Linked DNA regions of Homo sapiens: regions 1, 2 and 4 are each linked to region 3. A link is a loop called in an ENCODE intact Hi-C map of the cell type or tissue named here. Cell type or tissue: GM12878. All regions are shown on one strand. Region 1 has its middle 190 kb from the start of TMEM200A. Region 2 has its middle 150 kb from the start of TMEM200A. Region 3 has its middle 200 kb from the start of SMLR1. Region 4 has its middle 130 kb from the start of SMLR1.

Region 1 (8,000 bases), 64 kb after region 3:
CTAACACCGTGAAACCCCGTCTCTACTAAAAATACAAAAAATTAGCCAGGCTTGGTGGCGGGTGCCTGTAGTCCCAGCTACTCGGGAGGCTGAGGCAGGAGAATGGCATGAACCAGGGAGGCAGACCTTGCAGTGAGCCAAGATCCCGCCACTGCACTCCAGCCTGGGTGACAGAGTGAGACTCCATCTCAAAAAAAATAAAAATAAAAATAAATAAATAAATAAATAAATAAAAAGAATGGCTTCTTAGTGTTGTCATAAGACTTGTGAGAATACCCACGTAAAAGCACAATGTGAATGACACATGCTAGTCATTGTATTGCTCTTGGTGTGCATTGGTCTCGGTATGTTTCAATTGTGAGTCATATTATAACCAACATTCTGATACACAGTTTCTGCCCTCATACAAATTTCATGGATTCTCCATTCAATAGGGTCCCACAATTATTGAACTCATACTTGTGTTATTCCTCTATTCAAGAATTCACATTACAACCGGGGACTTTAGATTTGGATAATTTTAATAATTAATATTTCTTGAGTGCTTCCAGTTTATCAAACACTGATTAGCACTGCATATAATGTAATCTCACAGCCATCTTGGGAGGTAGCTTATCTTCGTTTTAGATGAGAGACTGAGGCTTAGAGAGGTAAGTAAGTTACCCAAAATCACATATCTTGTAAATAAGTGTCAGACTTGGCCCTTGAACCCATGTCTAATTGACTCAAAAGCTAAAATGTGTGTTACACCATTCTTTGGAGTCTCTCAAGCCATCAAATCAGAAGTCATCCTAGATTGTTCACTAGCTTCCCCCCTTTATCACTTCTTCCTCTGTCAGTCACTCACTGAGACTTGTCCTTTACCTGCCAATTGTCTTTCCCAGTTCTTAGCTCTTCTCCTCCTGTCACTACTGCCCACTACTGCCCATGCTGTCTCTTTTGATTTTTTCAATAATGAACTGATCTACCTGTGCAAGACTCCTTCCAGTCCTTTGTCCACAGCACCAACAGAGAAATCTTTCTAAAATGACAATTCTGTTCTCCTAGTAGTTCCCCCATTCCCATAGGGTAAGATCCAAGCTTTTGAGTATGACATACAAGGTGTCTGTCTTATCTAACTTAAGTTTCCACCATTCTCTCTCTCTACCTACCTCATCTTGCTTGAATTTTTAACAATATCAATCTAGTTCTATTGCATAATGAACTATGCTGCTCCTTCTACCTGGAATGTCTCCTTGACCCCACTGCCCCGCACTTCTACTCCGTGGTACAAGTTCAATACATCTTTCCAAGTTACTCCAGACATCACATCCTGACCTTCTCTTTCCTCATATAAAATTTAAAATATCATTTGAACTGTGTCTTTGACTTTGTATAAGATTCTGTTCTGAAGTTACTCTTTTGTTTTAACATGTCTGCCACCCCCATGACTCTCATTGATCAAAAGTCACTGGACTGCAGATTTAAAAAGAGTAAATTTTATTAAATGTAAATTGTACAACAAAAAATCGTAACTATAAAAAGAAACTTAAGAAACATCAATCAAATGTAGTGTGTGGACCCTATTTAGATCCCAATTTAAAAAAATCATCTATCTACAATTTTTTGAATAATTAGAGAAATTTGATTATTCACTGGGAATTCAGTTAAATTGAGGAAATAACGTTAATTTTGTCAGCTATGAGAGAAACATTGTAGTTGTGGTTTTTAAAAGTCTTTATCTGTTTTATATGTAAATGGAAGCATTTATGGATAAAATGATATGATGCCTGGGATGTTCTTTAAAAACACCTACAGAAAACATGAAGAGGTTAGGGAGATTAAATGAAACAAAACAAAACTGCAACATTTCTAATTATTGAAGCTGGGTGTTGAATACATGATGAGTTCATTATACTATCCGCTCTACTTTATGTTTGCAATTTTTCATAATAAAAGTTAAAACTCTAAAAAGAGATACTAATGAACAAACCAGCCCCCTATGGTCCATCCCACTAGCTACCAACAGCCCTAATTCTTTTAGCACTTTGTCTTCCTTGTGTCTTTGCCGGGAAACAATAACTGTGACGCTATACAAGCACTTGCAGTCTCTGCTCCTACCTCTGGGCTCATGACCAGGACAGGTGCTGTGGTTTAGCCTTTAGCCAGAGACTCTTCTCATACCCAACAAGGGTTATTGCAGAACATCACCCTTTTCAAGCTGTTACATTCCCCTCCACTCATTCCCAACAGATGACCTCTCCTCCTACTTTATGGGACGGACTCTGTGATCTTTATTTTTCCCAAATTAAAAATAAGAATACTATAGTACATCCAGACCATGGAATATTATTCAGTGCTAAAAAGGCATGAGCTATCAAGCCATGAAAAGACATGGAGGAAACTTAAATTCATGTTACTAAGTGAAAGGTGCCTACCTGAAAAGGCTACATACTGTATGATTCCAACTACATGACATTCTGGAAAAGGCAAAACTATGGAGAGTAAAAACACCAGAGGTTGCTGTGGTTAGGAGGTAGGGAGGGATGGGTAGGTGAAGTACAGGGGAATTTTAGGGCGTGGAAACAATAATGTTATATTGGTGAATATATATCTCTATACAGTTGTATAGAGATAGACTGGTAGAAGGTACAACACAAAGAGTGAACCCTAATGTTAACTATGGCCTTTGGTTAACATTGATGTGTCAATGTTGGTTTATTAGTTGCAACAAATATTCCACTTTGGTGGGGGATATTGATAGTAGGGAAGACTGTGCGTATGTTGTGGGAGGGGTATATGGGAGCTCTCTGTACTTCCTGCTAAATATTGCTGTAAACCTAAAAATGCTCTTTAAAAAAAGTCTCCTAATTAAAAAAAAACTGTACTGAGTTAGAATTTTGGGGGACTGTTGGGAAGTCTTGATTGTGTTTTGAAATGTGGGGCTATGAGATTTGGGAGAGGCCAGGAGCAGAATGATATGGTTTGGCTGTGTCTCCACCCAAATCTCATCTTAAACTGTAGTTCCCATAATCCCTACATGTCATGGAAGGAACCTGGTGGGAGGTAATTGAATCATGGGGCAGTTACTCCTATGCTGTTCTCATGATAGTGAGTTCTCATGAGAACTGATGGTTTTATAAGGGGATTTCCCACTTCACTCTGCACTTCTCACTTCCTCTGCCATGTGAAGAAAAACGTGTTTGCTTCCCCTTCCACCATGATTGTAAGTTTCCTGAGCCTGAACTGTGAATCAACTAAACCTCTTTCCTTTATAAATTAGCCAGTCTCAAGTATGTCTTTATTAGCAGCATGAGAATGGGTTAATACACATAGGATGTGCAATACTTCAACGGGCTCTAGGGATTGAGACACAGTTTATTCCTAGCCTCTACCTTTAAGATATCTCCATCCATTGATCCATCCATGCAATAATTACATCTTTTAATTCATGCAATTGATTTTTATTAGGTTACCTGGCTCTGTAGTTGGTTCAACAGGAAAGAGTACAAAGCAATCATAAAAATAAAACACTAGGAATTCCAATGAGCTCACTACAGAGTCATTTGACATGCTTCCTTTATGCCCCAAGTATAACCCTAATTTTTCAAACCCCTTTATTTAGGGAATGAGCCATTATTTCTGGCTTGAGACATCAAACAACACTTTAAGAATTCTTGCAATTTTTCTGCTAGGAGCAATAAATGGCATTGCATCCAATGTATATCTAAATAGGTTGGATAAATATTACAAGCACCGAGTGTATACATTTAAGCCTGGACTATGCACAGAAGAGAGAGTTCTAGGAGAGTGGCTTATACAAAAAAAAACAATGCTGCAAATGAAATGATTTGGTGTTTTTTTTTTTTTTTTTCTCATTATAAGTTACTCTAAAAACCCAAGAAATTGTTAGTGCCTGACCTAGAACTCTAGCTCTCTCACCTAGGAAAAAACTTGATGTGTCTTTATTTTAATCACTTGTACACTGGACTTGAAATGTACCAGGGCTTCCTGCTGCCAAAAATTAATTTGCACATGCATCAGGGCATGTACTGAGTGCATGGCCTGGTTTCAGGAGAAATGTGCCCGTGGTTATTTTGTGAGCTAATGTGAGCTTGTGCATCAGCACAGGGTCTGTCATTGGCTGGAACACTGGGCTATGACTCAGAAAACCCCCATTTCTATTTTTACCTTTTTACGGCCTTAATATGTGACCTCAATCCTTTAACCCCTTTCTTCCTCAGTATTCTCACCTGTTTTATGCTTTTCCCTTTACAGAGGATAAATAAGTTCATGAAATATTGCTTAATAGGAAAAATACGTGTTTCGTTACAGCAAAAATATTGATTTTTATAAATCAGTTCTATAAACAAGTCCTTTGTAAGCTGCCTTAAAAATGAGATGTCACAAAGGAACATGAGGATCTGCCAAATGGTATGTGAAGATAATCCTGGTAGTCACTGTGATAATTGTCCCTGATATTATTATTATTGCTCTTAATGCTGAATTCTTGGTGCTTTAGTATGGGAAATGTCACAGTTTGAATTTCCATCTAATTAGATATGTTATTCCTGTAGCAACATAATAGGAAGGAAGAAATTATTTTATTATATGTATATGTGTATATTCCTTCTCCCCTTCTCTCTCTCTTTTACACAGGGAGGAAAAATAGCTTATGATCAGTGTGCTCAGAGACAGAAGTATAAGGGTGAGGAAAGAGTCTTTAGGAGGGAGAAAGAGATGATGTGGCTGTTCCCCTGGAACTTAACAACTGGGAACTCTACTGATGAGTTTCCTCTCAAACTTAAGCAATAACATAGAACCTGATTCACTCAGCAATCAACCTCAATTTTCTAATGGACAGATACTAATCAAGTGGATTTTCCCCTTCCTTGTATTTGTTTAAAAATTATGAATGACCCTTCCCTATGAGCCAGGTCCCACTCAAGGCACTGAATAAACATAAATTAGTCTTTCTTTAGAATATAGCATTAGGCTATGTTTAAAAATAATATATAGTCCATAGAATTCCAAGTGTGGGCTTTGACTAATGTGTCTAATACAGGAAATGGGTTTGTATTTCTTCATTCACCTTCTCTTTGCTATGAACATTTCCCACTTGTAACCATGGGGGTTCTTTGCCCGTGGTGCAATGCAGAGCCACACCAACCCAGCCTACACATTCTTGGACTAACATCATGTTTTTTCTCTGACCAAAGGCATGTTAGGCACTGGCAGGCATCTAGTTAGAAAACACAGAATGCTGAAACCTAAAAGTATCTAAAAGTCAGCTCAATTCCACTTGCTTTTATTGAGCCCCTGACATTGTTCAGGAACAATGATTTGTTGAGGAACAAGAGGTGAACTGATTTGATTAAGGTCACATGGCTAGTGTCATCAATAAGACCTATATATATTTACTTTTATTAGTCTTTACTATGCCAATGAATTAAGCTTCTTTTATGTCCAAGGATATATATTTAGTTTATTAAATAAAGGTTCAGGCCAGGTTCCTCATGACTCTAATCCCAGAGCTTTGGGAGGCTGACGTTGGAGGGTTGCTTGAGGCCAACAGTTCAGACCAGCCCACACAACATAGTGAGACCCTGTCTCTACAAACAAAATGTAAAAATTATCTGGGCATGGTGGCATGCACCTGCAGTCCTCGCTATGTGGGAGGCGAGCCCAAGAGTTCAAGGCTGCAGTGAGCTATGAGTGTGCCTCTGCTCCAGCCTGGGTTACAGAGTAAAAAGAATGACATAAAAATAAAAATAAAAATAAATAAAGACAAGTTGGAATGTAATGTAAAAACTATAACTTGGTGATTAAGGACCTGGATCAAGAACTGGGCTGCCTGAGTTCAGATTCTGATGGTACGACTTAATGTGATAACTTGGGAAAGTTATTAATTGAGATGAACTTCTCAGTTCCTCCATCTGTAGATAGATAAATAATAATAACAAACTCAGGGATTTTTGTAAGAATAAATAATCCATATAATGTAGATAGCACAGTCTCTGGCTCTGTGTAAGCAGGAAATAAAGCAAGGTGTATAGCAAAAAGTAAGTATTTGTTTTCTTCTAGAGTATTTTGGTACAAGTCCAGTTAAATCACAGAGACATTCTAATGTTCACACAAGTTCTTGAAACTTGGGCTATAGATGTTATCTCAAATATAAAATTCAAAGAGCTGAAAGAAATTACTCTGAGAAATGTGTGGAAAGTTCCTTGAATGTTTGTTTATTTAAAATACATACTTGATTTCTGGACCCAAGCCCAGAGCAAATTTTAAATGACATGTAAAGAAACACAATAAATCTAAATTTAGAAGAAGAAAGGAGAACAGCAAATGAGGACAAGCTCTCAGCGAGAATTCCATTTATTTTCTTTTTTAAAATCTCTAGGGGCTAAACTCATCTCCCAAAGTTTTACACTTGGCCTTGATAATCTGTTTCACTGCCCTTCAGAACACAGAAATATGGCAAGACATATGAATCCAGCCTTTCTGCAGATCAAATAAACACCAGTGACAGATTTTGCATTTCTCCATCTTATTCTCTTGTCTGAGTTTGGTAGATCAGTTAAATGTCACTGGAGCCAGCTCTAGATTACAGAATGCAATTCTGAAGCTGCCCTGGGAAGGGAACTCTTCCACTTTGTCACTCACCTCTCTGATGTGTTTTCATTTGCTCTGCCAGGCTCAAGCGATTCTGTCTCCCTTGCCCTCATCCTCTCCGTGGGCTGCCATTGTGTACATACTCAAGTCTAAATTGCAATGTAAGTCATAAATCTCAAGCTACAGTCCTTTTGCATTATCATTTTCAGTTCCTTTCACCTTGACCATTATGCAACCTCTACATGAGTTTTCAATATAGAATATGAGTACACATTGGCCAAGGAAATGCACAAGCTAATTATGTGAGTGGTTCTTCTTTCTACTGAGTGAATTTATAGATAAGTAAACATATAGCCATCGAAACTGCTCTCTTTACATTTTCCTTCATTATAAACCTTGAAACTTTAAAAAGCAAAGCTTCATTTAAAAAATTCACTTGCTTCTCAATTGGAGAACCAAACAAGAACGAATAGGAAAAAGAAAAACGAAGAGGAAAACACCAGGATTTTACTTAATTACTTTGCTTTGAAAGAAAATAAGACTGCTAAGAAAATAAGAGTAGTCTCTGTAATACATTTTTGTAGTGCATTTTTCCCCAGGAAATAAATATTAAACAATGTATTTGCCCAATGAATCAGGGTAGAAGCAGAATGGTGACCAGCTATATCTGATGACAGTGGCACATGTGGCCTCTATGAGCAACTTTCTCTTCCATTGTTTTTTAAGACACTCAAATCCTATTTGTGCCCTTGGCAGGTGTCCAGAATTCTATGGCATATACACGTTATGCCCTCTGCCCTTATTCTATTATCTATTCGCATTTTTTTCTTTTTGTCTCAACTTCTTCATGTATCTTTTCCTGTTTGTGTGTTTTCTTAAAGACATTACTTTTCAGAGTGAAGCATGAATGAATGACAATTAAATGAATAAGCTTCTCAATGTGATGTACAAATTTGTCTTGCTTTCACATTTAGGTTTTAAAATTAATCAAAAACAACTACATTTTATTTGGTAATGACATAGTTCCTAAGGCAATTTGTGTTTAATTCATGTATTTGCTGAGTCCTTGCTTTGCAGCAGGTTCAGTATTATGTGCTAATACAGTGGTATATAAACACACATGGTTCCCGACCTCATGGTTCATACAATCTATATAAATGAAGCCTTCTACTAATCAATTACTACATCTGCATCAGTATTTTCTCTCAACATAACTTTATTTACTTCAATGTACCTTGCATGAATATGTGTTTGTTTGTATTTGTGATATATGTAGCTATTACATTATGTAGTTACTACATATGTAGTATTTACATTAAGCTTGTGTAGATTGACAGAGAATGCAGCATGCTACAAAATCTTCCACTTTTCTGCTGAAGGTTGCTAGAATCATTAATATAGAAATT
Region 2 (8,000 bases), 110 kb after region 3:
TTCCCCTTTCTCCATACAGTCATCACGACAGAACATCTATATAAGTGCCTCGAGATTTGTACCTGGGATGTGTTTTAATCATGTATGATAAGGTGACTGGTGCAGAACAACTGCCTTTGAAAGAAAAGTTGTAGTACTCAGAGTCCCCAAGAGAAGGGGGCATATGCCACACCATGCAGGGTCACATGGGGAAGCACCAGGTCAGTCGGAAGGCAGGAAGAGGAGGGAAAACATGACCACAGGCCTTTAATGTGGTTCCCACAGGAGTGCAGAACAGGGTGAACAGCTGAAGATTGGGTAGTTTAATTTTGGTGGGCTCTGGGCTATAGAGATGGTTTCTAGTCTTCTAAAACCTGGCCCTGGAATGATTCAGGGCAGGGAAACATTGGCTTGGTGTGTCAGTTAGATAAAGGAGACCGTGGGGATATCTGGATTGGTTAGTTTGCTTATGAAAAATGTGTTGGCAAGGTGGGGGAACGGGGTGGGAAATCTTGTGCTATTTCCAGGAATTAGCTGACCCCTGGAGGGGCAGTCTCTCCATATTAGCAAGACTCCCCAAGATATCAAAGCATCGTAAGATATAGAAAATAAAAAACCTGATTAATAATTTGACATGCTATTTACTTCAAGAAATAAAAGACATTGTTGTCAGTTTTCTAGCTTCAGCAAAGATAGCAGAGAGGGATATTGCCTTCTTTCCTTCCTGTGTTCTTTCTTAAACTCGAGGATGAGTCGCTAGTTTGGGAAAGGAAGGAGGCTGAGATTTACTAAATGCTGATTCTGTAATCTAATTTGTGACTAATGAGGGCAATAAAGAGTGATGAGACACATCATCAGGATCTTCGGGATGATCCTATTAGAACAAGTTTCCTATGGCATAGGAGGGGCTTCTGTGAATGTTTATTCTACCATTTCTGTTACCAGGCTTCAGAAATGTCATCTGCCAAGTACCATTTAATTTTCCCATATTTCACTCTCCCTGAGGACAGGGAATGGATGAATAATCTTTTTTTTTTTTCATGTGATGAGCAAAACAGATCCCTTAGCCCTGACCTTACTCATTCAAATACCAAATGTACTTTATTAATTAAAAAATTATACTTAAAAATATACACAGTATTCTAAGATTTGTACTATATTCTTACTTGTCAATAATAAGACACCTAATGAGCCTATATTTAAGAACCATCATCAAGCAAACCTATTATTCTTAAAAGGCTACTGATGTTTTATACAACCTGCCTGAAAAATGATTTCATTTAGATTTATTTCATCTGTATCTTTACATATGGTTTTAGTTGTAATTATTAAAGCTGCCATCTAATTCCGTATATCATTTTTGTTTTCATAATGAAGAAGTCTATTTAGTTAGCAAAATGGTGGAAATGTTCTTTATGGTAGTTAATAGCCTCTGTAGGAAATATTAATCAGCCTAACAGACACATGAATCTGAATGCAATCTTTTAATAATTTTCAAGGATAATTTGGTTTATGAAAGGGATCTGAGGATATTATATGCCCATAGGACATTTTTGTCTAGCACAAATAACAAAGTATTAAATGTAATGCTTTTAATCCAACTTTTTCTGCAATCCCTTTCTTGAAACAGTAGTATTGTAAAAAGAAAATGAGAGTCAAAAGACTTCAGTTAATATCTTGTAACCAGCTGAGCTGTCTTAAGTAGATTGACCTCATTGGAATTCAGTTTTCTCATTTTTTTAAATGGAAAAAATAATCACGCATAATTTGATGTCAATGTAAGGATTAAGTAGCATAATTTATGTAAAAGTGCTCTGTAAAACCCTTTAAAAGTGTTAAAGATTATGATCACTCTCTGAAGTTTCATAAGGCATTTGGGCTTTTTTTATTTTTTATTTTTGAGACAGAGTCTTGCTCTGTCACCCAGGCTGGAGTGCAGTGGCATGATCTAGGCTCACTGCAACCTCTGCCTCCCAGGTTCAAGCGATTCTCCTGTCTCAGCCTCCCGAGTAGCTAGGACAACAGGTGGGTGCCATCACACCTGGCTAATTTTTGTATTTTTAGTAGAGGCGGGGTTTCACCATGTTGGCCAGCCTGGTCTCAAACTCCTAACCTCAAGTGTTTCACCTGCCTCGGCCTCCCAAAGTGCTGGGATTACAGGTATCAGCCACCACGTTTGGGCACATTTGGGCTTTTGGAAAGATACGTTCCATATCTTTCTGCAACAATTATTATCTCAACAATGTCCCAATCCATTGTGCTTTTTGCAATCCCATAGTCAGTTCACATATATTATTGATTTTATCTTTAGTTTGCCCATCTGTCAAATAGGGTGGATTTTATTTTCCTTATTTTATAAAAGAAGAGACAAAAAGAAACTGCTAGTTAAGTAACAGTTCTATCATCTCAATTAGAGTCTAAGCTAAGACTTAGACCACAGGATTTCCACCCCCCTCAGTCCCCTGCTCTTCTCTGAGGTCATCTGTCTGTAAGAGCTAGCAGTCCTTGCTAGTACCATCCTCCAAATGATTTTCTAGGTGCAGAGTTAAGAAAAATATCTTTTTCAGGGATGTGACTGCTTGCTTTTTGGCTGTGAGAAAATGTCTTTTCTGGGACACAGTGTAGCCAGGAGCAGAAAGGCAGGCACTCCTCAGCACTGGCTGTCCCCTGTCCCCTGGTGAGTCTGAGCCATCTCTTGGGTGGCCAGATCTATACTGTGTAGAGCAATTGTGCATGTCCTTCCAAACTGTTAAATAAGTCAAGTAAAAATAGATGTGTGGCAGCATTCTTCTATCCGACAAAACCCTCTCTGTGTCACATCACCTAGCAGCACACATTTATTGAGTACTTTGAAGGGGGATTGGGAAGCTGACAGGAAACAGGTGGTCTCTACCCATGCTGTGCCAGCTGGGCTGCTCAGGCACAGGACCAGAGAAAACTCACTGGACTTGAGCCTGGGTTTGGATCCTTCGAAGATGATGCTGCCAAGTTTCCAAAGGCAAAAGGTTAAGGGCAGTGTTGCTAGAGTTGCTGAAGCTGGAATCTAGGTCAGTACTGAGTGTAGGAGGAGGGCGTAAGTCCCAGTATTTCCAAGAGTGGGGTCTTATAGGTGGATGCACAGGAGGAGGTTAGGTTGGCAAGGTAGGAGACAGCATGAGTAAAGAGATGCAGATATTCTCTCAGTAAAATGAGTATTACGGGGTACAGAGGTACTTGTGGCCATCAGATCATAGAAGACTTGAGTGTCAGGTTAAGAAATTACTTCGTCTGCTAATTCATCATATCAGAACATAAGTATCAATACAATTTCCTTACAGTTCCTTTGAAAATATTACTGGTCATGCATTGTTACTCAGTGGATTAGGAGAAGGGAGAGTCCTCCCAAATAAAACCATCCTACCTGCTGGCACCCTCACAACCACTTTTTCCAGCAGAACAGGCCGGATATCCTAGGTTTTCCATTTGATGATGAGTCATGATAATTGCCTCAGATGAATTTAATGTGTCACAAATACCTGGCATAGACTCATTTCTATTTCTACTGAGAATTTGTTTTTTCTGAACCTTCAAATGTACCAGCTCATTTGTCTGATTTTGGTTTGCAGGGGGATGCTGGTTTAACAAATTGCCTCATTAGTGGTTCTATAATGGGAACACTTACTAATGCTGCTGGTTTCTTCCAGGTGCTGAGACACCTTGCGTTGTCACAGCACTGATGTGAGTCAGATACTAACAATGGTGTCCTTTGTTTTTATGAGAGATGAAACTGAAACACTTCTCATGATGTCGCTAGGTAACAGAATATATCTGCAATTTTCACTCTATAGGCAGACTCTCTCTTTCTTCCTATTTGTACTCATAGATTTTAGTTATCCATGGAGAAAACAGCACTAGGCATAGATTCTGGACTCGAGGGGCCTTGTGTCTACCACACAATAAATGTAGATCTTTGGTAAGTCGACTTTGCTGATTTCTGCCCCAGTTATATTATTGGTAAAGTGAAGAATTTGAAAAGAATTTAAGGTGGAGTTTCCCTTCATTATTCACTCAGCAAACATTTATTAAGTGCCTACTATGTATCAGGAACAGGGCTAATTCCTGGGAGTATAAAGCAGAGAAAATGACAGTCCTTGCCCTCAACATGCCTCCTGTCTAGTAGAAGGATCCCACACATGCTACAGAGAACAGTTAGTGAAATTATGGAATAAAGCTCAGGGAACTATGTGAATGTAAAATGAATGCACCAAAAATTGAGGATACTTTCTGTATTAATCTGTTCTCACACTGCTATAATGAACTACCTGAGACAGGGTAATTTATCAAGAAAGAGGTTTAATTGACTCACAGTTCTTCAGGCTGTACAGGAAGCATTGTTGAGGAGGCCTCAGGAAACTTACAATCATGGTGGAAGGGTAAAGGGGAAGCAAGTACCTTCTTCACGTGGCGGCAGGAGAGAAAGAAAGTGTAGGGGGAAGTGTCACATATTTTTAAAACATCAGAGTACGTGAGAACTCACTATCATGAGAACAGCATGGGGGAAATCCACCCGCATGATCCAATAACCTCCCACCACATCTTGCCCCCAGCATTGGAAATTACAATTCAACATGAGATTTGGGTGGGGACACAGAGCCAAACCATAACACTTTCTCACTGTATGAACATTGATGGCAAGTTTGAGTTCAGACTGCTAGACTGGCTTCTCTATTAGAACATTCACAACTCAACACCATTGCCATGAAATAAAAACAAGGATGTTGGATATGTTAAAAGGAATAAAAATCATTAAAAATTGCACAAAGTTAAAAAAAAAAAAAGCCCAACAGCTTTTTAATTCACACAGGAAGCAACACCTAGTGGTCAAGACTTCATCCTTTCAAGAAGTCACCTGGGATTAAATCCTAGCTCTGCTTTATTAACTTGATTATTTATGCAAGTTCATCTGTACCTTATTTTCTTACCTATAAAATGAAGAAGACAACCTATCTCACAGGTTTGTTGGAAGTAACAAGTGAGACAATAAAGGTTAGGTGTTTTATAGGCAATTTATAGACCTCATTTATTTTTTAATTTATAAGATTTCAACACCTTTTTGTAGGCCCTCAAAGTAGGACAAAATGGCTTTTATTTATTTATTTATTTTTGAGACAGAGTTTCATTCTGTCACCCAGCCTGGAGTGCAATAGTGCGATCTCGGCTCACTGCAACCGCTGCCCCGCTGGGTTCAAGCGATTCTCCTGCCTCAGCCTCCCAAGTAGCTGGGATTACAGGCATGCACCACCACGCCCAGCTACTTTTTGTATTTTCAGTAGAGATGGGGTTTCACCATGTTGGCTAGACTGGTCTCCAACTCCTGACCTCAAGTGATCCACTTGCCTTGGCCTCCCAAAGTGTGGGATTACAGGCGTGAGCCACCATGCCAGGCCAAAAATGGCTTTTAAATTTCAGTTGTCTTTAATACACATTGCTGGAAATTCTGTCTCATTTTTCTCTACTCATCAGTAGGAACCCTGAGTTGATACAGAGCTGGCTGTTAAAGTGGTGTTAACAGTATCGACATTGGTCTGGGCTCTGTAGCTTTAAAATAAAGAAACCAATTAGTACCTTAAGAAAATAAGATGGTCAAGAGTTTCTATATATGGTAAAATTTGTCATGGAAGTTCTAACTGGGGAATCACATTTGCTATTAATACTCTCCACCACCGCATCATAAAGATCAAAGTGCTTCCCTTCCTTGGATTGCGTAGGTGGCACTCCCACTGTCGGGTTTTATAAGACACACACTGTCAGCTGTGTGAGGTACAATGGCTATTTTCCTAGGGAAAGGAAATCTCAAGGACCAGCTGCATAAACACAAGAATGTATAGATATTTAATTCAACTTATGGCCTCCAAAACCATTAGATTCTTATAGCTGTACCTCTGTTTCATGTTACAGCTAAGTAGCTCACTCTATAGCCCATCCATGGAGACATTCTATTCTTTCTCATTAAGCACCAGGTAAGCCATCTATATTCCAATTGGAAAGCGCTTCTCTGCAGATGTTTTAAACATGATCTGCCAGGTCTGTCCTTTCCAGAGGCCCATTTGTGCCCTCTCTAGCTATAGATACCTACCCAGAGAGGTCCCCTAAAATGGAGTACTTCCTTGTTTTGTAAAAACCTTCCTCTTTTCCATCATCCTTCCTGCCCTCACTATCTCAAAATAGCAACTTTTACAAGCCAATCCATGTTAATTCATTTTTAAGGATGAGGAAACTGAACCCCAGAGCGTTTGTGAATATTGCACCACTTCTCATGGTCCCTGAGTCAGTACTCCATGCTTTTGCCACAACCCCGTACTGACTAGTTATCTGACAGTCTTTCATGAGGTCTGAAACATGTCTGAAACTTTTGCTTGTGTTAATATGAGAAGTCAACATTCACACTATAACTAGAATAAAGGGTGACTAGCCCTACGAGAGATTAAGATATTAATTATAAAACTACAGAAATCATGACAGCATGGTATTAGGGCAGGGATAAACAAATAAATAGAATTAATTAAATCAAGGAACAGAATTACATAGATATCACATTACAGAGCAGTGGGGAAATGAATCAAGAAATAGTCCTGGAAAAATTGGGTTCTATCTCAATAGGATGTATTAACTTAATAGGAGGTAAATAACTTGGAGTCCTACTCCAGCCAATGTTCACAAATGAATTCCAGGTGGACCAAAGGCAGAAATATGGAAAGTAAACATTTTATATTTATAGATGTCAGAGAATACTTCTGTTACCTTAACATGGAAAATGGGTTCTTAAAAATACCCAAATATAAAGACAAATAAATATTAAAATTTAAAACTTCTTCACAACAAAAGACAACATAGACAGCTCAAAGGCAAAGCATAAATTGGCAGAGGGTATTTTCACACATTAGGCCCCACAAAGGAGTAATTACCAGACCATAAACTCTTTAAAATTTCTAAAACTCAATATGAAATAAATGTAAGTAACCCACTAAAAATGAGCAGCAAATACCAGTGGCCAATTCAAAAAAGAAGAAAACACTAAAGGCCAATAAATGTGAAAAGTTGGTTATCCTTTCTGTTGTCAACTCCAAAACAGCCAATCCTTCAAGGTGGATCCTGAGCGACTAATTGGGCTTAAATTCAAAATGCAGCCAAGTATCCATTTGCTGACTAGAGACCACACACATATCCTGCATTCTCAGAAAAACCACAGGCTAGGGGAACTTTGGGACTCTCATAGCTATCTGTTCCTGTTTACACTGCCTCAATCAACACTGCCAGAAAGTTCCTGGACCTAACCACTAGATTCTGGCACCTGGACCTAACCACTAGACTGTAACCTGTGATAAATCTTAACATCAACCAATCAGAACAAATAATCAGCCACCCCTTATTTGCACAGCAGACAAGCGGAAACCTGGGTGACAACTTTCTCTATAAAAAGCAACTTCTGTCTTTGTTCTGGCGGAGTGTACCTCTGTTTTGTACTGAAGGCTGCATCTCCCTGGTTTGCAAACTGCTTGCTGCAACAAAGTCTCTTTAATTTAAAACATTTTTGTTTCCTTTTCAGTGGATTTGTTAACACTATTAACTAAGGAAATGAAAACTAAAATCACAATAAGATGTAATCTCACACCCTTCAGATTGCTAAAAATGTCAGTCTGACAATTCCAAGACTTGGCAGAGATGTAGATCAACAGGATCTCTTACACACTGCAAGTGGGAATCTATATTGGCATAACCAACTTTGGACAGTAGTTTGGCAATATTTAGCTAAGTTGAAGATGCATATATCTTCAACTTGGCAATTACATTCTTAATACTATACCCTGGAGAAATTGTTGCACATATGTACAAGGAAACATACACAAATGTTTATGGCAGGATTGTTTGTATGGAAAAAGTAGCAGACTACCTATAAAAGACTATTAATAGAAGATCAGGTGATTACATTGTGAATCTTCATGGACCTGAATGTTGTACAGCAATGAAAAGGAATGAATAAG
Region 3 (8,000 bases):
TGATCTACCAAAATCAATTCCTCCCACCCTTATAATTCTAGCTGCTTTCTCTTACAGGCATTGTTACATTTTGCCCTCTGTTAAAAAATTATTTTATTCATCTCTGAATCCTCAGTATATGAGTGAGCATGAGAGGCAAAGTCGTCAATATAAGCATAAAGGGTCAGGGTTGCTGGAGGGACAGTGACCCTGCACACTCTGGTGCACACTTGCAGGTTGGAGGCGGCCCTCTGGGCCCTGAACTAAGAAACCTAGAGAGTCCCAAATTTGAGAAGAGGTTTTCCGGAGGTATTTGCTTTTCATTTACGCCCCTTTTCAGAAGTCTTGCTAATTTCAAGCAGTGTACTTTATAGTTTCTTGTGAAAATATTTTCTCAGTAGTATTTTCTGTCATTAGTCCAAGTAAGATTAATTAAAATACATGCATGTTTGGCCTTGTTAAGCAGTTTTGAGACAGATTATTCTAAGATTAAATCTGTCATGTTTAAAGCAAGATCACAGATAGAAATTGTATACTTTATTGATCAACTGTATAGTGTGTTAATATGGCTTTTAATTGATCCTTCTGAAAAAGGGAGGTTACCAGAAAGAAAACATTATAGTTATTCTTATCACCCTCTTCCCCATCCCATGAAGTTTTAGTGGGATCTTTGAATCACAAGTTGTCATGGATTCAGTTCTTTTAATTTTTAAATTTGCCACACATGCCTTTCAATGATTGACATCCCATCGCTCATTACAGGATGGCTACCAAGTCTGGAAACATGGATAAATTCACAATTGATGAATTATTGATATTACATTAAGATATGTGATAAATAATACACATTTATTTCTAGACTTTGTGGTCACCCTCTATAATGAATATTTTTCCAAGTATAATAAACACATTGTTCAAACTGTTCTTAAATCCAATTATAGTTCTTCAAGACATGTATTTATTTTCTGCTACTACTTTTGCAAATGTCACAGGTGTAATATGTGTTTTTTAAAATTAAAGTGAGCATTTTGATACACATTTAAACTAAGGCTTATTTTTTCCTGAATACTAAAGTAACACATGCCTATTGTGAGGAAATTAAAAAATATAAGAATGTACGAAGAAGGGGGACTGTCTTGTATAGTGAATTACCAAGTAATAATCATCACTTGTGTAAGTATAGTTACAGTATTTTTCTATGGGTATATTTTTTCATATTTAGGATTATATTTTTATAAAATGTATACACTTTTTCTTGATAATATGTCATAAATATGTTTCCTTATAATTAAAATACTTTGCAGGTATACTTTTAAATTCTTACATAGTTGTACACAATATAGGATATGTATATTTCATAATCAATTTAAATATTCCTCTATTTTTGAACATCTAGGTTGGTTCGGACATTTTACTCTTATAAAGAACATAGCAATAATGATCTTTGTATGTAAAACTTTCCTGGTCTAAAGCATGTACATATTTTTAAGGCTCCAAGTAAAAAATGCCAATGCATTTTTTTTTTAGCAAGATGGGACTAATTTATAATTCTACTAATTCTAATACTGAGAGTACTAACATAATACTACTAATACTAATGCCAAGAATAAATGATATTTATATTAAAAATAATATATTTATAAAATAGTGTCAATTTATTAAAAGAAAGATAACACCTTGTCAGTTTAATTGATAGGTTGAACACTTTTTTCTTAAATGTACTTGCTACTTATATTTCCTTACCTGTGAATTTCTTGCTCATGTCTTTTGTATAATGATATTTTGGTGGTCATTTATCAATTTAAATTAAGAATGCAACCCTTTGCAATATTCATCATAAATATTTACTCAGTTTTATATGTTTCTTAATTTTTGAATGACACTTTTTAGATACATATATTTTACATTTTTAGGAAAGCAAATACAGTGATTATTTTCCTTTCTGATACCTTCCAATGCTTTCAAGTTTAGAGAGTCCTCCTGATCGAGAGATCAGATCTTCGTCTTTTAAAAAATTAAGTTAAATTAGAATTTACACAGAACTGTTCACTCTCCCATAACTTAATTTGGAATGTGTTTTTAAATAAGATTTGGAAACTTAAATAAAGTCTTTGAGCTTAAGTAAAAAATAATATGTAATGATAAATTTCTGATAGCGCTTGATGATTCTGATCAAATGATCAAATTCATCTAGCCAAATTTGCATTGTCTATTTTAGACTTTAAGGACCAAATTATGTCCATATTCTATAGATCTTTAGAAGTAGAATGAGTTTTGAAGAAAAGTAACTGCGAGGGCAGTTATTAGGTGCTCTGTCTGAGTCCCGTTTCTAAGCTTGTTTGCAGCTATTGCACTTGATTTTAGAGTGAAGCTCTGTAGTTATTATTGGGCAAGCTGAACTAACGCAGTGGTGAGTCAATGGTCACTGTTCTTGCAGACATGAAATGAAGCTTAATTTTCTGAAGAAGCCACTGTCACTGATGTGAAATGGCATTCTAGTGACATTTTCTTCTCAGAAGTTAGTGCTGCTGCCTGTGTTCTGAAATTTAATCTGAGGCCCAGTGGGCAAGTGCTCCGACAGGAGTTAAGAATAATGAGTCATCCCAAGTGCCAACATCTGTTTCAAGTTGGAAATTGATGCACTGTTATTTAAAAACAGGGCTTCTGGCTTTTCACAAATGAACAATTAGCATCTCACTGCTTTAAGAATTTGAAAAATGTTTTTATTTTGCCATCTTATAACTGACTATATAGTGGTGAAATTCTCAAAATTATTTTGAATTTGTGGGAAGAACATTAACGTTATTTGCTTTCTGAATCATTTTTCCCTGGAAATTGAAATTAATTTAAAGGAAATTGTATAGGTCCAGGCACATTTTCAATGAGTGTCACTGAAGATGACAGTTTTATGTGACTAAATTTATGACTCTATGACTCAGACCAGGAGTTGTTTCTTTGGTTGGTAAGGCTAAGTCCCAACCTCAGACCCTCTGGGGCCGAGGTTATAGAATGACTATTGTACAGATGGAACAAGAGTGGGAAATAGTCCCAGGCAGGGAATGGCATCTCCATTTCATGATGAACTTCCTGTCACATTTTATTTCCCAGGTAAGTGGCAGTAATCATAACACTTTAATGAAGAAAATAAACCTTAGGCATGGAAAGATTCCAAATATTTGTATAAAAAGTGAAATGTCTACTTAATTACCCAACCACTTTTAAATAGTCAGGTTTGAGGTATTATGCAGATGAAATGTTTGAATTAATCTCTTTGTTTTTATGTGCCTGTAGTCTTAACATGGCAGATTAATAAATATTTTTATTGATTCTATTCTTGATTGACAACTTATTATTTTCATAAATATGGATTAACTGTGAGAAAACCGAACTACTGATAACTTCAGATAATGAGTTCTGTTTATTATCTTCAGCACTCCCTATCACTCACTTTACCTATTCCACTGTAAATATCTTAAGAATATTCTCAGGGGCCGGTCACGGTGGCTCACACCTGAAATCCCAGCACTTTGGGAGGCCAAGGCAGGTGAATTGCTTGAGCCCAGGAGTTTGAGACAAGCCTGGGCAACATAGTGAAAACCCACCTCTGTGAAAAATACAAAAATTAACAGAGTGTGGTGGTGCACACCTGTAGTCCCAGCTACTTGGCAGGCTGACTTGGGAGGATTGCTTGAGCCTGGGAGGTGGAGGTTGCAGTAAGCTGAGTGACAGAGCAAGACCCCATATCAAAAAAAAAAAAAAAAAAAAAAAAAAAGAATATTCTTAGAAATCTAGTTTGTAGAGAGAAAAATTCTAAAGCTCCAAAATAATTATCAACTTCGCTATCTAACTTCAATTACTGTAAAATCTATTTTATTAATTACTGGTTAAATTTGCTCTAAATTATTCTAAACAAAGGATTTCAATACTAGCAGCTGTGAATTAAGCTTCAGGATCTAGAATTCATTTCAAGATGTGTATATGCTTGTTTGTGCACATTGTACCTTTTTCCTTTCACTCATTTACAGGTATTAAATTCCCTAAGGATGTTCCAGAGAAGTTTCCATTATTCTTTCAGCAGTTAGAGAACTGCTTCCAGCTGAGCACCAGCTTATCCCACCAGCAGGAAAAAGTTTGTTCTTCCTATTATTCTAGCCGTTCACTCATCAATCTTGCTTTAGCAACTTGTTGGGCATGAAAAATTGGTTAGATGAAAGTATTCTCTTGCTTTTGGTATATTTGTTGTCTTACAGGCAGCAATAACAATGACAACAATAAACAGAAAACTAGAGAATTTTGAATATATGCTCTCTCAGGAAAAGTCTGAAAGAAAAAACAGTTATTTTTGGTGTGTTTTAAGAAGCAGCAGCGAGTGTTAACCTTAATAACAAGCAGAGAGACGCTCTATAAAAGAAAATATTTATTTTCTTGAAATAGGGCATTGCAAAGGGAATATGTGTGCCACAGTAAACTATGTGCGTATTCAGGAAGGTAAAAGAAGACCAGGATTTTTAAAAGAAAAATGATAAAGTTTACATAATTGTTTTAAGGTAATTATCCTTGGCTAAAAAAGTCAATAACCTTGCTGGTCTGAGGTTGGACAGGTAGTTGCTGGGCAGATGTCCTTGCAGAAGTATATTTTTGTGTAAAGTTGCCATGGCCTTTGTGCAAAGTTGTGGTTTTGCAGCGTCTTTTGTGATAGTTCTTGCTATTAGTCATTTATGCATGAGAACCCTTCCTTCGTGGACTTTCCCAGCTCTATTTGCCAGAATTTTAAACACAATTTACTCCATTTTGACTCTGACAATGTTCACAGGAGTGTGGGCATTGAAGCAGACTAATACTCTAATTTTTCTAGGTTCAAGATTGAATTTAAATTGACTTAAAATATAAAAATGAAATTATCATTTTTGGGGGATCTGTACAAAAATGCTATTTGTTTCTTTCAAAGGATACTTGGAAAATAAATCTGAAAGTCAACATTTATAGATTTTTCTATAGCTAGTGGAATTATCTGTTTGCAATCCAAACATCTCTGGGGAATTAAAGAAATTAAGGAAACAACCCCATTTACAATGGCTATAGAAAGGACTCAGGAAATGACTTAGCCAAGGAGGTGGAAGACTTGTACATTGAAATTTAGAAAACAATGATGAAAGAAGTTAAAGCAGACACAAATAAATGTAAAGATATCCCATGTTCATGGATTGGAAGAATTAATGTTAAAATGTCTGCACTACTCAAAGTGATTTATAGATTCAATGCAATCTCTATTAAAATCCCAATGGCATTTTTCAAACAAATAGGAAAACAATCCTAAAATTCATATGGAACACATGACCCTAAATAGAGGGATTTCCAGCAAGAAGGGCAAAGTTGGACGTATTGTACTTCCTGACTTCAAAATATATCCCAACACTATAGTAATCAAAACAATATGGTACTGGCATAAAAAAAAAACCAGACAAATAGATCAATTGGAACAGAATAGGAAACTCAGAAATAAAATCAAGCATATAACATCAACTGATTTTCAACAAGGGTGCCAAAAATACACAATAAGGAAAGGATAGTCCCTTCAATAATTACTGTTGGAAAAACTGGATAAACACATGCAAAAGAATGAAATTGGACTTACAGCATGCACAAAACTCATGTTGGATTAAATGGATTAAAGACTTAAACATAAGACCTGAAACTGCAAAGCTATTAAAAGAAAACATAAGAGAAAATCTCCATGACATTGGTCTTGGCAATGGTTTCTTGAATATGACACTAAAAACAGACAAGGAGGACTACATCAAACTAAAAACCTTCTTCACAACAAAGGAAATATGGAAAATGGAAAGGCAACCTACAGAATGGGATAAAATATTTGCAATCATATATCTGAAAAAGGATTAATATCCAAATATATAAGAAAGTCGAACTCAATAGCAAAGATAAAAGTAATCCAATTAAAAATGGGCAAAAGATCTGAATAGGCATTTCTCCGGAGGAGAAATGACCAGCAGGTATAGGAAAAAATGCTTAACACTACTGATCAGGAAAATGTAAATCAAAACCACAGTGAGATATCACCACACATATGTTATGACTGCTATTATAAACAACAACCCCCCCCCCCAAAAAAAAAACCCAAAAGATAACAAGTGTTAGTGACTATGTGGTAAAAAGGGAAATCCTTATATACTATTGGCGGGAATATATATTGGTGCAACCATTACAGAAACAGTATGGAGATTCCCTGGGGAAAAAAAAACTGCCATGTAGCAATCTCACTTCTGGGAATATACTCAAAGGAATTGAAATCAGATTCTCAAAGAGATAATTGCATTCCCATGTTCATGGCAGCATTATTCCCAGTAGCAAGATATAGAAACAACCTTAATGTCCAAGCAGACACATGAATAAAGAAAATGTGATATTTACATAAAATGACATATTTTTTAGTCTTAAGAAAATCTTGCTATCTGCAACAACATGGATGAACCTAGAGGACATTATACTAAGTGAAATAAGCCAGGCACAGAAGGACAAATGCTACATGATATCACTTATATGAGGAATCTAAAATAGTCAAACTCATAGAACAGAGAGTAGAATGGTGGTTTCCAGAGGTCATGGAGAGAGGGAAATGGGGAGATTTTAGTCATAGGGCACAAAGTTTCAGCTATGCAAGATGAGTAAGTCCTAGAGATATACTGAATAGTATAATGCCTATAGTTAAGAATACTTTATTGTACATGTAAAAATTTTCTAGGAGAGTAGATTCTACATTAAATGTTCTTATAAAAATATATACAGACAGACATATATACATGCATACAAACTTTTGGAGATGATGGCTATGTTCACAGCATAGATTGTGATGACAGTTTCATAGCTGTATGTTATCTCTAAACCCATCAGGTTTATTCATTAAACATGTACAACTTTTTGTGTATCAACCATACTTTAATAAAGTGGTTTAAAAACTACAACAGCTGGTTTTCATTTATTATATATTTGTGTTTAGCAAAGTAATAATAAATTTGTGTCAAACACAAATATATAATGAATGAAAGCCAGCTAAATTGTAGTAATGTAAGAAAAAGTTAAGGGAAAATACTAGAATTCTATAGTCCTTTCTATGAAACCTTTGGAGCAGATGCATTCAGATATTGGAAAGACACTGTGGTGCATATACTGTGTACTATGTTCCACCCTTAGTAGTTTCTACAGCAATGTTCTTTATCACTTTACTGTTTCTGCAGCAAAACCTGTAAGCATTCATGCTAAATGAAATAAAATAAAGTTATAAATAGTATACATTAGTTCAGGTTAAGTTTTACCACCCAAAGATTGGAGATAAAAAACAACAATCTTACAGATCTCTCAGAGCTTTGGATTTAAGAATTCTCAACATGGTGTTATAAATGGTATAAGACAACATATATGCACAGCTTGGTTGATGATGCTTGTACTAACAGGATCAATGACAGAAAATGTATACACCAGCAAGTGAAAATTATATTAGCTCTCTCTTACAGTGTGTCTCTAACTTTCTATTAGTTGTTTCTCATACGTTCCATCTAACCCTCAAAGCAGCTTTGCACATTTGGAATAATTTATCTCATTTTGTAAATAAGGAGGCCGAGGATCAGAGAAGTCAAGTAATTTGCTCAAGGTCAGATAAATCAGACAGATTCAAAGACAAGTTTTTCAAATTTCAGAAGCCTTTGCTCTTTCTATAGCATAATAATAAGCTAGTGAAAGAAGGCATATTCCCTGAATCAGCTGAGAAACAGGATCCTAAAACAGGTTTTCAGATGCTTGCTACCAGGCTAGATATTTTTCTGTCTGTTAAAAATCTCATGAACGACTATTTCTTTATGGTAGATATTAACAGAATAATCTCAACCTATATACAAAGAAATAAAGTCATTACGTGGCTCTAACATAGGTATTCAAACAAGTGAAAGATGTTCAAGCCATACCATCTCAGAAGGACGAGTTTAAGCATCTTAAAGGCATCGGGTATC
Region 4 (8,000 bases), 73 kb before region 3:
CCGCTGGGGTATGAAAAAAAAACAAAACTCCTGCAGCTAGCTTGGTGTCTGCCCAAACAGCCATCCGGTTTTGTGCTTGAAACCCCAGACCCTGGTGGCGTAGGCACCCGAGGGAATCTCCTGGTCTGTTGGTTGTGAAGACTGTGGGAAAAGCATAGTATTTGGGCCAGAGTGCACCATTCTTCACAGCACGGTCCCTCACAGCTTCCCTTGGCTGGAGGAGGGAGTTTGCCAACCCCCTGCACTTCCCGGGTGAGGCAATGCCCCACCCTGCTTTGGCTCACCCTCCATGGGCTGCACCCACTGTCTAATCAGTCCCAATGAGTTGAGCCGTGTACCTCAGTTGGAAATGCAGAAATCACCTCCCTTCTACATTGGTCTTGCTGGGAGCTACAGACCCGAGCTCTTCCTATTCGACCATCTTGACCAGGAATACCATATATTTTTTTTAACATTTTAGATTTGGGAGTACATGTGCAGGTGTGTTACATGGATATATCGTGTGATGCTGAGGTTTGGGCTTCTATTGAACCCATAACCCGAATAGTAAACATAGTACTCAGTAGGTAATTTTTCAACACTTCCTTCCTCCCTCCCCTCTTTCAGACTTCCCAGTGTTTTTTGTTTCCATCAGAAAGAACTTTCAATATTAAAGCCATACTTACATTTTTTCTCTCCTTTAAAAATAGCTACTTTCAACTTTTTCCAAGTTTTATAACTGCATAATAAGGCTTACCATTTCCTAGTTCAGAATAAGTTTGCAAACACAATGCCTGGGGGTGCCATTCATGTTGTGAATAATCATAATCCTCATGGCTATCCACTCTTCCCTGCAAGGAATTGTGGAGTCCTTACTGTATTACTTCCATTCCTTTAGTCAGTGCCCCATTTGGAGGTCAACTACCTCCAGCACCCCACTGCCTATTACCAATTTCCATGTCAGTCTCAGTGGCAATCAGCAGAAATGGATTCTGCTTAACTTAAGCAGAATTGCAATTTATTGAAAGGGTGCTGTGTAGCTCACATAATTGTTGAGAAGGTTAGAGTACAAGGTTTGACAAACAGTCAAGAAAAAGGAGGCTACACATCTAGAGCCATAGCAAATTCTTGCCATGATCACATGAGTAAGATCCGCTAAAGCGACTGCTACTGACCACCGGATGTCACACTTTGTAGCAGCAGCATTGCTGCACCTGGAAAGTGGATGCTGATGCATCTTCTGCGTCCCTCAGCATGATTTCTTGTCCTTGTTTCACTAGATCACAATCTTTAATGCAAAAATAGATAGGTGCATCTGATTGGCTTAATTTAGTTCATGTGCTTAAGCTTTGCTTTCAGGGAGAACCATGAAAGGAGCTTTTTAAGTGTTTTCAGCTTCTATGAGAAGAGGTTGGCTCTGCATTCTCCAGAAATTTTAAAATGCAGAGTTCCCTATACATGGGAAGGAGATGAGGACACTGGGTCAATAAAAAGAAATGACATGTCTATTTCAGTTGAGTATGCATCTGTTGGTTGCATTTGCTCTGAATTCACAAACTAAGGTTGTATTTATAGCATTTTGCAAAGTTCTACAGGTGGCTAGGTAATATCAACTAACATTGATTAAATGGACACAAAATGTTTTTAAGTGATACTGATAGGTAATCTCCAATTTGTAGACTCGTCAAAGTAGATATTATGATCCTAATATTATTGAAGATGATCACAGTAACTATAGTAAACTAGGATTTACTGAGTGTATACTACAGGACACTCCCTGTGCTCAGTGCATTATCTGCGCAGCCTCAATCAGTCTTCTGAGTTTATTGTTCCTGTTTTTTCATGAGGAAATTGAAGCCTGAGAGCTTGTGCAACTTGCCTAAGATTAAACAAGTAGAAAAAGTTAGAGGTAAGACTGGAATCTGGATGACTCCATTGCCTGGACAATTACCCCTGTATCACACTTCCAGAGTACCTTCATAAGGGCTGCACTAAAGTCAAGTGTTGGCCTTGAGTTTGGCTCCAATTTGTAGTTCAAGTTTGCTTTGACTTTGGGCTTTGGAAGGCCAAGTAGCTAAAGGCTCATTGTAGTGTCATTTGTGGCATCCTTGAACTCTCCATGAACAAATCATCATCACGTAGTTTTCATTGTCTCTAATCAATATAATCAACATTAGTAGTGTGAACAAAACTTGTCATTTGTATTTATTGTCAGTGTCTGAATAGTCACATTCAAGCATAATAACCATTTCAAATGTAATGTGAACATTTCCTTATCAGCTAAATGTTTAAATTCTCTCAGTTGAAGTATTTATTATTGTAAGACTAAAATGCTTCAGATTAATGGGGATTGTTAGAGCTATTAACTTTATGTAGCAAAACAGTTGTTATGAACTTTAAAATGGTCAAATAAAAACCTAGATTGGTAGTTACCATGAATTAGTAGATTCATGAGTTAGATAACTTTACAAATGTTTATAAAATTTTAAATAATAATATAAGAGGAAATAAAATTAAATTATACCATAATTCTCTTCACTGACTTGTTTGGTATACTGCCATTTATATTTTCAAAATATAATTTTTAGGAACTATATTTAATTTTCAGTGATTTAATTCTGTTTAGATCTTGAGTCTTTTAAGAACAAAAATCCTCTTTGGATTTTTTTTTTATTTTGAAGGAAACATTTTACAAAGTGAAATTTCACCTCAAAATTTTACAAGAAGGAAAAACTAAAAAATTGTATACAATAATATCCAGAATGAATAATCCTTGACCAAGATAGAATAAAGAATGTAAAAGATTATAAAGAAAAGAAAAAAGGATTAGGGAAAAATGAGACACCTCAAATGCATAACATTCTCACTAATCAAAGCTTAAAACAATAGACTTTACCAAAAAATAAGATTTTTAAAAATAATTTTCATTATATAGAAGCTGGAAATGAAACAAAAAATGGTGAATTGATTGTTCTAGAGTCTAGACTGCCCATCACTTTTAGTAGTTGAAGGTTTCTTTTAGGTTTTCCAAATCTATAAATTCAAAGGTACAAAGTTCTTTGTAAAAGACATGTTTCTGAAAAAAATTTTTTCCATTATATTCTGCTGTTCATGAAAAGGTTAAAAATGTTATTAGATGAACAATTTGAAAGTGACTATTCACTATGGCAATTTTTTGGCTAAAATTTTATGTTTATTCTTTTATTTTAAGATTTTTTTCTTTGAGAGCTATATTTCACTTTGGTCATCAAATTTCCAGGCAAATATTGTTATTAGCACTTGAGCGTTCATTCAAAATGTGTATATTGTTTACACTACTAATGGTTCCTGTCTATCCAGAAGACCAGACATGCATTTCTTAAAACTCAGAAATAAGAAAGTGCTTTCCAGGCATGGAAGGAAGGGCTGAAGCTCAGCCAACACCAACACTTAACTACTTCTCTTTTTCAGGAATGATTTTCTTCATTTCCAGTGTACTGGAGAGCCACTGGTAACTTTTGCTTCCTTGCTCAACCCAGAGTACTACTCATTAATTGATGAGCATTGAAAAGCTTTTGAAGGCTGTCTGAAACAGAGCTTATGCTATAAAAATTGGGGTTCCCTCTGGGGGATGTATCACTGCGCCATTAAACTTGGCCACTTGGTGGCACCAAAAAGTAAGAGCAGCACTGTACGGAGGTAACCAGTGTCTACTGCGTTACAAAGAAAAAGTAAAAAATAAACAATCACTTCTTGGAAAAAAAAAAAAACCCTCTGAATTAAATTGTTTTCTTCCTTTGTAAAATTAGGGGTGGCCAGTGGTGGAGGAAGGGGGATTGTACCAAAGAGAAAGTCCCTTAAATTCCTTTAACCTTGACATTCTATGACCCTCATGTACTGTGAGTTCCCAGTATGCTCTTTGTTAATGAGACTGAAAATGATGGTAACAGGCAACACTTACCATGTGCTTATTATGTGGCAGGGCACTGAACTACGTGTGTCATAGAGATTAGCATGAGTTTATTTTTCTTTCTTATTTTACATGAGAATTGTATAAATCCTCACAACACTATAATAGTTATTATTATTATTATTTTACACATAAGGAAAATATATAGAGGCAGAAGGACTTCTACATAGCCAGTAAGCAGTGCAGCTGGGATTTGAACTCCACAGTCAGTCTTCAGAGTCAGGGACTTCATTGCAACACTCTATTTCTGAATGACTCTTCTTATTTATAAGGGGGAGGTTTACTTCCATTCTTCTGGCCCTTAAGAAAGGAAAAACTGTTAAGGAAAAGCCTCCAACACATGCATATCCTACACAGATATGTAATCCATTTGAAAAATAATGCTTATTACTACAGCATTACCATTGGGGAATAAAAAATGATGTTCACTTACTGTACTTATTTCCAAATTTTAAGTTGCAACCCTGTCTTTAACAATTCAGAAGCACCAGAGTTTTGGTCAGGGACTCCCTTTGGAGTTCAACAGTGTTAGTAACATTTTATTGTTAGCCCATGGTCCCTGGAGAGCGTAATTACAGACCTGCAGTTTTTAAACAATGGAATGAAATGATTTAATACGGGGAGAAGAGGGGAAAAGGACAATGAGAATTAGAAAGTGCTGGAAATCACAAGAGAGGTAATAAGGGCTCAGACTGAAATGGCAGCTGTGATATTAGAGACAGAAGATGAGACACAGCACAAAAGAATAAAGAGATCTGATGAATGAATGACTTGGAGATAAGAGCCAAGGAAGAAATTCGCTATTTCCTTACTAGAGATGACTGGTGATGGTATTGTGAGTAATTCTCTGTGTTTCCTGCCCAAATGGCTGAGGCAAATAATTTTGGATAATAAGTAGAACATATCGTTAGTGGCATATGTCCTTTGGAGGCAAAACAAAACAAAAAATAAATAAACCCAACAAAAAACCCAACTGTCCACAGAATAATCTACTAAAAAAATGATCAAGTGCTAGCCATTAAAAATACAGGTTGTTCAATGTCCCTTTAAAGTTTTTTGTTGTTGTAATTTCTTGGCTATAGGGGGTGTATTTGTGGGAGCTCTTGGGGGCTATCTTAGAGGGTGCCAACAACAAGTGGTTCCTGTCTTTTTAGCTAGTTAACCAGTTTGCACAACCATCAATCAAATACACATGGGAAGCCCTGTGAGAGACCAAAATCAACTCAGGAAGCCCATTGCTAAAGTTGCTTAAAGTACAAAGACAATGTTCCATTTTTAGGAGAATAGCTTTGCAGATTCTTTTCTCTTTCTCTTTCCTCCTAACACACGAATTCTGCTGTTTTGCTAAGTAAGTGTCTATGCTGGAAAACTGATGCAGTGGTGGGGTGAATAGCAGGAGAAAAATAGAAGGTTGGCAGGTTTGTTGGAAGAATGAAAAGAAGTTGACCATTGAAGCTGCGTGGCTCTGCAATTTGATTTCTTGCTGGGATGCTCTGATCAAAGATTTGTGGGCATTAAGGTAGTAACTACTGGCCAAGATTTTGGGTTGGGGATTATCTGTGAATTTCAATTATCTATTATACTTCTTCCCTGTCCTCCATTACCAAAATAATGGAAATTTGGCTACATAAACAGAACATATGAAAGCTAGAATACCACAATACCTCTTGCAATCAGCTTTCACACTTACCAAGTAGGACAATGGCCTTTGGATATATGGACATAAATCTTATTTTATCCTTTTCTAAGATTCTCTGCATTAACTGAAGCTTCTGCCCAGTTTGAACAGAAGATTATTGAACTGGAAGCTTATTGCTGTTTGTGGCATTTTTGCATCTCTGAGAGGCATGCAGGCAAGTGGTAGAAGGGAGTCGTAGACCACTCTGGTAGGGGCACTATCTGTCTGCAGGGAGAAAGGACAGATCAGCAGGCAGGGCCTTCCTTTCCAAGGAGGGCTTTTGGTCCTGATCTGGAATGGGTGGTGGAGCTGGGGGTAGGGAGTCAGGATGTGATACAAGGCTGCCCTCTAATCGGAGGACTTGGATGGAATCTGTTGCTTAAGATTTATTGGCAGTCATAGACACTAACTAGATTAGTGCGATTATTGAATATAGGTAACATTTCATCTCATTGTCAAAAGAGATAATAATCACCTTATCAATAATTGTGATTTGGTGGCTTTGTTTTGTTTGTATAAGAAGTTGAACAAAGATAGATAATAATCCCTCTGGCATCCCTTACCCCTAATCATTTTCCTGGGTGTACCAAAATGGAAGGTACGCTCATTAGAGGTTATTCAAATGCAATATTTGGTGTCATTTCTTTCATTCAACAAATATTTATTGGGGTCTACTATGCTTGGGACTCATTGCTAGGTAAGGACTGACAACTAGACAGAGGTTCTTACCTCAGAAACCTTTTTAAACCTTTTGGGAAGAGTTTGATTATATATACATGTTATATTAGTCAATTTTCACACTGCTGTAAAGAACTGCCTAAGACTGGGTAATTTATAAAGGAAAGAGGTTTAATTGACTCACAGTTCTGCATGGCTGGGGAGGCCTCAGGAAACTTACAATCATGGCAAAGGTGAAGGGGAAGCAAGGCACATCTTACATGGCAGCAGGAGAGAGACAAAGTGAGCAAAGGGGAAATGCCACACTTTAAAACCATTGGCTCTCATGAGAACTCACTCACTATCATGAGAACAGCATGGGGAGAGCGCCCCCATAATCCAATCACCTCCCACCAGGTCCTCCCTTAACATGTGGGGATTACAATTCTAGATGAGATGTGGGTGAGGACACAGAGCCAAACTATATCACATGTAATGGAAACAAGCCACGGAGTTGCTCTATTTCACTGTTCTCCCAGATATTTGAGAATTTTCATTTTTTAAAGCCTTCTTTATGCTTCTTAACTTATTCTGTCCTTCCTGCTGCTGCTTCTCCATGTTTCTCCTTGGCTGGGTCTGCTTTTCTCCTTTCCTAATTGATTGAGTCATAGCTGAGCGGCTCCTTGCTTTGTAAAGTTCTGTCATTGTAATGAGATATGCACAATATACGGATGCTCCAACTTCACTACTGAAAAGCTACGGGAAGACACAGTTGTTCTAAACTGAAGTATTTTAAATGTAGTAGAAGAGCTTGCCCTTTAAAAGAATCTTCTTTGCAATGAATCTTTTGATAAACAGCATCTTTTGTTATGTAAATAATGATCCTTTATTTCATCTGTTGGCAAGATCTAATTTTAAGGCAGGATGAACCTCCATTATATTAGAATAAGATTACAAAACTCATCACTCCAAAAAGAATTTTGTTGTAATAAAAATCGTTTGTAAAACACAATTGTCATGTGATTTTAAGGTTAAATGATGAGTGTGGAAAGTAGGTGGTAAACAATGGGATCACGTTATGTGCTATTTTAAGGCCCCAGAAAAAATTTTTGTGTTTAATCTTTTGGAAAAATTACTCCAGGAAAGCAGTGATGAAATATGAATATGAATTGGTATGTTAAAATGAGAGTGAACTCTAATAGTACATATTTCTAGTGAATCAATATCTGTCTTTCTAATACGGTTGTTATAGTCATCAGTTTTGCTGGTGGTGAATATAATTGTTGGGAAAGTGTTAGTGGAGTAACGTGTGCAGAGGCCTGGAGCTCTTCAGGGGCAGACAGTCACATTTCTTAGAATTCTTAGAATTTAGAGTTCCCTAACTACTGTCATTTTTTTGTGTGTGACTCTTCTTTGAAACTATTCTGAGTGTTATCTTTCCTTTGTACATCTGAGAAAAGCAAAGTCTAGAAAAGTTTCAAAATATTATCTTCTAAGTCATTTGAAAGAACCTGCATTAATTAGAAGTTGAGTTGTCTGTTTTTCTGTTTCAAATCTTTTCCTTAACAAAGAAACACAGTGGTATTTAACAGCTAATCAGTATCAGTCTGTCTGTGTGGTAATATGCATATGGACTAGGGTATGTTTAGTTTTGCCCAATTATGAAAAAAGACTTTAGTTGAGGATATAGAGTTAACAAGCTAAAAAACTATTTAGGATCTCTAAAAGTACTTTATT

The links. A loop is a pair of places that touch in the nucleus more often than their neighbours do. Peaks named below come from ENCODE experiments on the same cell type or tissue, not always from the same donor. Only the 100,000 strongest peaks of a DNase experiment are listed, where the experiment ranks them.
Region 1: it touches region 3 in a loop (2.2-fold over the local background); 3 of 110 quality-filtered maps call a loop at or near these places.
Region 2: it touches region 3 in a loop (4-fold over the local background); 2 of 110 quality-filtered maps call a loop at or near these places.
Region 4: it touches region 3 in a loop (2.0-fold over the local background); 2 of 110 quality-filtered maps call a loop at or near these places.

Annotation. Positions count from the first base shown.
Region 1 is chr6:130,556,511-130,564,510 of GRCh38, reverse strand. No RefSeq gene overlaps it. Among named protein-coding and RNA genes, the nearest start is that of TMEM200A, 190 kb to the right of the region's middle. In GM12878, no CTCF peak of the experiment used is centred here; DNase peaks (open chromatin) are centred at 301, 3,190, 4,070 and 6,770.
Region 2 is chr6:130,513,234-130,521,233 of GRCh38, reverse strand. No RefSeq gene overlaps it. Among named protein-coding and RNA genes, the nearest start is that of TMEM200A, 150 kb to the right of the region's middle. RefSeq lists enhancers at 2,872-4,071, 7,098-7,247. In GM12878, no CTCF peak of the experiment used is centred here; DNase peaks (open chromatin) are centred at 3,663 and 7,273; H3K27ac peaks cover 564 bases.
Region 3 is chr6:130,620,955-130,628,954 of GRCh38, reverse strand. No RefSeq gene overlaps it. Among named protein-coding and RNA genes, the nearest start is that of SMLR1, 200 kb to the left of the region's middle. RefSeq lists a silencer at 2,477-2,771. In GM12878, no CTCF peak of the experiment used is centred here; DNase peaks (open chromatin) are centred at 2,954 and 4,694.
Region 4 is chr6:130,693,746-130,701,745 of GRCh38, reverse strand. No RefSeq gene overlaps it. Among named protein-coding and RNA genes, the nearest start is that of SMLR1, 130 kb to the left of the region's middle. RefSeq lists an enhancer at 1-10. In GM12878, a CTCF peak has its summit at 3,621 (motif pointing right); a DNase peak (open chromatin) is centred at 3,635.